Regions from separate parts of the Homo sapiens genome. Here region 1 is linked to region 2. Evidence: read pairs that join two places in POLR2A ChIA-PET (ENCODE). Cell type or tissue: GM12878. All regions are shown on one strand. Links, peaks and the distances in the headings refer to the core of each region. The heading gives the core; the rest is flanking DNA. Region 1 overlaps SIK3 (SIK family kinase 3). Region 2 overlaps SIK3 (SIK family kinase 3).

Region 1 (2,919 bases), core at 138-2,637, 170 kb after region 2:
GAGTGCAGTGGCACGATCTCGGCTCACTGCAACCTACCCCTCCTGGGTTCAAGCGATTCTCCTGCCTCAGCCTCCTAAGTAGCTAGGATTACAGGTGTGCACTACCGCACCCGGCTAATTTTTTTTTGTAGAGACGGGGTTTCACCATGTTGGCCAGGCTGGTCTTGAACTCCTGACTTCAAGTGATCCAACCACCTCGGCCTCACAAAGTGCTGGGATTACAGGCATGAGCCACCATGCCTGGCTTTCAGGTTTCTTTTAAAAACTCCAGAGCTTACATTTTTACTTTACTGAAAAAATCATCAGATAATTTGCTGTTCACTTCTGTCACGAAAGGCTTATAATGCTGTGCCCCCACCACTCTGCAGGCAAGTGGGGGAGCTCACTCTTCTCAACCTTTTTGCCAGGAAGGAATGCCTGCTGTTTCTTTTAATGGTCCCTCCATCTCAACTGTGTTGCACAAGACTCTACTGTAGGTGCTGTGAGAATGCAGAGATGAAAGGATAACCTGTCCTCAGGGAGCTTCTACTCTACTAGGGGATGTAAAACAAGCTCATAAACAGCTTTGCTATGAAGTGCTAGGTACTGAGTGCTGCAAGAAGTATCACTGAGAAGAGCAGAGCTAGTGTGATCTTCTTAGCATTTCTTAAGGGTAGATGAACAGGGATTGTTGGTGTTATTTAGTTACTTTTTGAGTCAGGGTCTTGCTCTGTCACCTAGGCTAGAGTGCAGTGGTGCAACCACGGTTCACTGCAGCCTCGACCTCCTGGGCTCAAGCAGTCCTCCCACCTCAACCTCCTGAGCAGCTGGGACTACAGGCGCGTGCCACTACACCCAGCTAATTTTTTTTTTCCTTTGGTATAGATGGGGTCTTGCTATGTCGCCGGGGCTGATCTTGAACTCCTGGGCTCAAACAATCCTCCCTTCTTGGCCTCCCAAAATGCTGGTATTACAGGCATGAGCCACCACACCCAGCCATATTGGTATTAGTAAAGGAAAATTAGATGCCATCATATCAGTGTCCATGGTTACCTATTTCCTTGATGGCGATTTGCCACCAGCCAGTATGAGGCCAGGCACTGTGAGAGCACTAAGCAGGCAGCATGCCAAAGGTTTCTTCCCAATTTGTAGAAGTGTCAGGATTTCACATGCCCCATGCTGTCCGTAATCTCCCTGCCTGCCACCCTAGAAGGAAAAACAAGGTTTGTCTTTCTTCTATAGTGGTACACACACTTGATCTTTTTGACTTTGCAAATAAACACAGCAGCATAACCAATCTACACCATGAGATTACCAACTGGAACTCACAAAGAAAACCACATCCTCTTCTCTGAGCTCAGTCAGCCTCAGCTTTATTACTCAGGCCTCATAGAGCAGTAAAATGCTGACAGAGTGGGAGGGGTTACCCCAGAACCTTTAAGGGGAGTATGCAGTCACGTTATTGCTCCCATTTTCTCTCAAAACCCAGTAAGTGAGTCAGGACGAGTCAACATTGACAGATTCAATAGAGAATTGTGCAGGTTGCCCCAAAGTTCCCCGGGAAGGTGGGTGGCGTGCATTGTGTCCATTTGTGCACTTTTCCCCTTGTGTGATCGGACGATCATCCCACCTCTGCACTCTCTTAGCTTTAGTTTGATAAATATTCGAGCATGTAGCTCTTGGGAACCATCTTTCCTCCATGACTTTGGTAGCTGCTGAATTGGCATAAAGGGTTGCCAAAGATTTGATCCTGAATGTCATGTTCCTTGGGCAGTGGGTTAGTCTGTTTGTACCCCCCAAAATGGTCGATAGGGTCTTATTTATAGAGTGTCACAAAGGACTTCTAGACTCAGGGTCAGCATTCTTACCAAAAATCAGACTTGACTTATTTGGTCTTTTACAGTTGATTAAAGACTCTTTCACATGTGTTGTCTTTTCGAGCCCCCAAACAACCGTCATTTTTCAGATCAGGAACCTTGAGGAGAAGCTGAAAGATTTGCCAACACTTTGCTGGTGAGGGAGCTGGGTCCTGACTTCAAGTTTTCTGATCCCCTGGTCATGTATTTTTTCCTTTACGCCTCCTTGCCCACTCTGCACCCTCCAAGCACAGCTGCCAAGTGAAAGATGCTAGCCCTTCCAGGTCTTTGACCTACTGATGATACTGAAACTTGAGCAGACAGAGCCCTGGGGTATCCCCTGACTCCTATTAATACTCTTTTTCATCTGGCTTTTAACTGACATTTGTCTGTCCTGAATCAGAGGCTTCTCCTGGAAATTAAAGTTTCCCTGAGTCATTTGTTCATTTACATATGGGTATATTGTCCCTCATAATTCTGCAAGCAGGGTTCTGTGATTAAATCAATTTCCTTGTTTGTTTTTGTCAGCTGACTCAGCACGTCCTTATGCACTCAGAAATAACATCTCTAAACTGAATATAAATCATGCTAGACTTTATTGAGCCTTTACAGTGTAGTAACCTCTATGAAGCACTCCACACCCATGGAGTCAGTCCAGTTGTACAGATAACTAAGACCCAGCAAAGCAAGATAACTTGCCCGAGCTCCTGCTCCTCAGGAAGCAGCTAAGCCAGGATTCACGGCCAACTCTTCCTGACCCCAGAACTTGTGCTCATGACCCTTGTGCTCAACTCCAGCTTGGCTGAGGGATGAGCTCTGGGCTGGGAGTCAGGAAGGCCCCCTACATGATTTGTCAGGTGGTTGCTTGCTCTGTCTTGGTGCCTACAGGCATCAGACCTGAAGGCGGGGAAGACAGCAGACAAGGCAGAGCCCAAAGGAGGGTGGGTGTTTTGGTTTGCAGAGGCCCCATTCTCAGGGATAAAAACAAGTCTGAGAGAGGGAAGGAAAAGAGCCTTAAAAGACACAGCAAACAAACCAAAACACTGAGGCCTCCAGAAGAGGCAGGAAGGCTCCAACCAGGACT
Region 2 (2,919 bases), core at 144-2,643:
CTAGAGGCGGAGGTTGCAGTGAGGTGAGATTGCGCCACTGCACTCCAGCCTGGGTGACACAGAGAGACCCTGTGTCAAAAAAAAGATAAAAGTTACTCCCAAGCACTGGCATAGTGCAGTGTGCAATATATATATATATATATATATATTTTTTTTTTTTTGTTTGTTTGTTTGTTTGTTTGTTTGTTTTTAAGAATATTAGCTGGGCATAGTGGCACATGACTATAGTCCCATCTACCAGGGAGGTTGAGACTAGAGGATCACTTGAGCCCAGTAGGTCAAGGGTGCAGTGAGCTGTGATTGTGATTCCAGCTTGAGCGACAGAGTGAGTCCCTGTCTAAAAAAAAAAAAAAAAATCATCAGGTGTATTGACATACTTCAGTCTCTCTTCCTGCAATATTAGTTCAGTTAATGAAAACTCGGGGAAGGGACAGAGATAACTATTTTCTTCTTTGGCAGGTCCAGATTTAGGCAGATAAGGGAACTTCAGAGAACAACTTCTCCCTGTGCTTTGGGGGTGGTGAGGGGATGGTCAGAGAGGCCTTGAGGATTGTACAGTTCAGCATGTCAAAGTGCCATATTTTGAGGTATCGGTTTCTGGGCCTCAACAACTGCTAATAAGAATGATTGACTTTGGAGTTGCCTTGGAGTTATTTCAAAAAGTGAAAATGTTATTGTTTAGCCCACACTAGTTATCTTAGTTGTCATTTGTGTTTTCTACAATCTGCCAATGGTTAAACCTGGCATTTCTATCAAGAAGGAACTCTTTTTGCTTCCAGAGTAAAGGTATTTTTATTATATTAACCCTTGAAATAGATCCAGTTATGTATTCACTTTGCGTTTGTTTCTGAACAAAATAAACCTGTGTGGTAAGATGGAAGTGGGTTTTTCACTTACAATATTAGTTACTTACATTTGTACCTTTTTTTTTTTTTTAACTTCTTCACATTTCCTCCCTTGCCCTCCACAATCTGATAAGCATCTCATTGATGACTATGAGAGACTAATTTAGGCCGTGTGGTTATAAATGAGATTTCAATTCATTTCTTCTTCTCTTAACCCGTCTCAGAGGAGATATCACAGGGTGACTTTCTATGTTGCGTTTTGACACAAGGACAGTTTGTTTTTGCTTTGGCTGATGGATGGGGCAGCTCTAGTTGATGAATGTGGTTTATATGCTCACAGGCAGATGAAAGTGTCCACTCTGCCCTGAGACCCTCTCCTTTCTGCTTAGTGGTGTTATGAAAGCCCCATGGGTATTTGATTTTTCAAGAATTAATCAGTACACAGAAGTTGAAATGTAGACCAAAGGAAAGAATATGTTTTTTCAGTTAGGCTTTTTGTCTTTTTTTAATTATATGGGGTTTACCCTTTGTGTTTCCCAACTCAGGGGTTTCACTATTAAATAATTGTCTTTGACTCTTAAACTTTTTAGGTAAAATTTATATACCAGGAAATGCATAGATATTAAATATACAGTTTAATGAGATTTGATGAATTATTATAACCACCACCTTAATCAATAGAGAAAATCTCTATATCCCAGATAGTTCCCTTGTGCCTCTTTCCAGTCAATCTCTAGACACATTTACTTGTATAATAAAAAGATTTTGACATACCCAACTACAAAATGATCAGATCTTTGTTTCTGTAGCAATGGGTAGAATAAAATAAAGTAGGATTTACTTAAAACTAATATTTTCTTTGTAGGCAGGCCTGTTGTTACAGGTAGAAGGTGCTCAAAAGCTGGTTTCTTAACTAATTTATGGATTATTTTTATTTTTTATTTGTTATTTTGTTATTTTTAGGTTTTTTTTTTTTTTTTTTTTTTTTTTTTTTTTTGTAGAGACAGAGGCTCACTGTGCTATCCAGGGTGGTCTCAAACACGTTGGCTGAAATGATCTTCCTGCCTCGGCCTCCCAAAGTGTTGGGTGTGAGCCACTGTGCCCAGATTTATTTTATTTTATTCTGTTTTTTTAGAGATGACGTCTTGTTACGTTGCCCAGACAGGACTCGAGTTCCTAGGGGATTCTCCTGCTTCAGCCTCCTGAGTAGCTGGGACTATAGGTGCACACCATGGTGCCTAGCTTAATTAATGGAGTTTTTGATAATGGTTGACAAAGATAGTGGTAAGCAAAGCAGCCCTTATATAGACTTTACATCTTAAAACATAATCCCCTATGTGTGAAATTGAGAACAGCTTTCTAGAATAATAAACAGAGATCTGTATGCTAACTAAAAGGCAGAGAGAATATTGGCTCAGCCAGGCCCTCACTTTTTTGTTCCTCCCTATCTGTAAAACATCATTTACCTCATCAGCGTGCTACGGACATGGGTTAATGTTTGGAAAATTCTGTGGAAAGAGTGGGGTTCTGACAATGTGCTCTGACCAAGGCAGTTTAGCAAATTTGTACTAAGTGGCTGACCTTTGATAAGCACCACTCCTTCCCCACCTGACCTGTGATTCCATTTTTCTTTTGTGCAAATAGTTCTGAAGGTTTAATGTTTATTTTTTACTACGATGCAGTAGACTTTCTTCTCTCGTGTAGAAACTGCTCGAATGACTGTGGATGACTCCTAGAATATAGGAATAACAGAATTGGTTTCTCCTGTACTCTCAACACAAAATACTTCTGTGACCAAATGTGTGGGAGTGTGTCCCCACACACCAAGCAGTCAACCAGTTCTGCAGCAGCTGCCAGCTGGTGTCCTCTAATGCAGTTCAGTTCAGTTCAGTTCTGACACTGTCTACCTGGAGATAGCGTCAGATCTCACAGATTGAGGGCTCAGTCCCACAAGTCTGTCCCCAGTCTTCAGTGCCAGTCACAGGCTCCAGGTGGTTTTACCTGTGCTTCTGACCTGCTGGCTATAAACTGGTTTCCCAATATCCCCTTATTGGGTTCCATGAAATTGTTAGAG

Evidence for each region. ChIA-PET counts read pairs that join two places held together with the same protein. Peaks named below come from ENCODE experiments on the same cell type or tissue, not always from the same donor. Only the 100,000 strongest peaks of a DNase experiment are listed, where the experiment ranks them.
Region 1: POLR2A ChIA-PET joins it to region 2 with 8 read pairs; 3 of 35 experiments call an interaction of 5 or more read pairs at or near these places.

Annotation. Positions count from the first base shown.
Region 1 is chr11:116,852,136-116,855,054 of GRCh38, reverse strand. All of the region lies in intron 21 of SIK3 (SIK family kinase 3), which reads left to right. It also overlaps APOA1-AS. Among named protein-coding and RNA genes, the nearest start is that of APOA1, 16 kb to the right of the region's middle. RefSeq lists a silencer at 2,027-2,096. In GM12878, for the core only: no CTCF peak of the experiment used is centred there; DNase peaks (open chromatin) are centred at 1,334 and 2,190; H3K4me3 peaks cover 1,142 bases; H3K27ac peaks cover 2,274 bases.
Region 2 is chr11:117,020,852-117,023,770 of GRCh38, reverse strand. The region is part of intron 1 of SIK3 (SIK family kinase 3); the gene reads left to right. Among named protein-coding and RNA genes, the nearest start is that of SIK3, 76 kb to the left of the region's middle. RefSeq lists an enhancer at 2,602-2,711. In GM12878, for the core only: no CTCF peak of the experiment used is centred there; a DNase peak (open chromatin) is centred at 1,110; H3K27ac peaks cover 858 bases.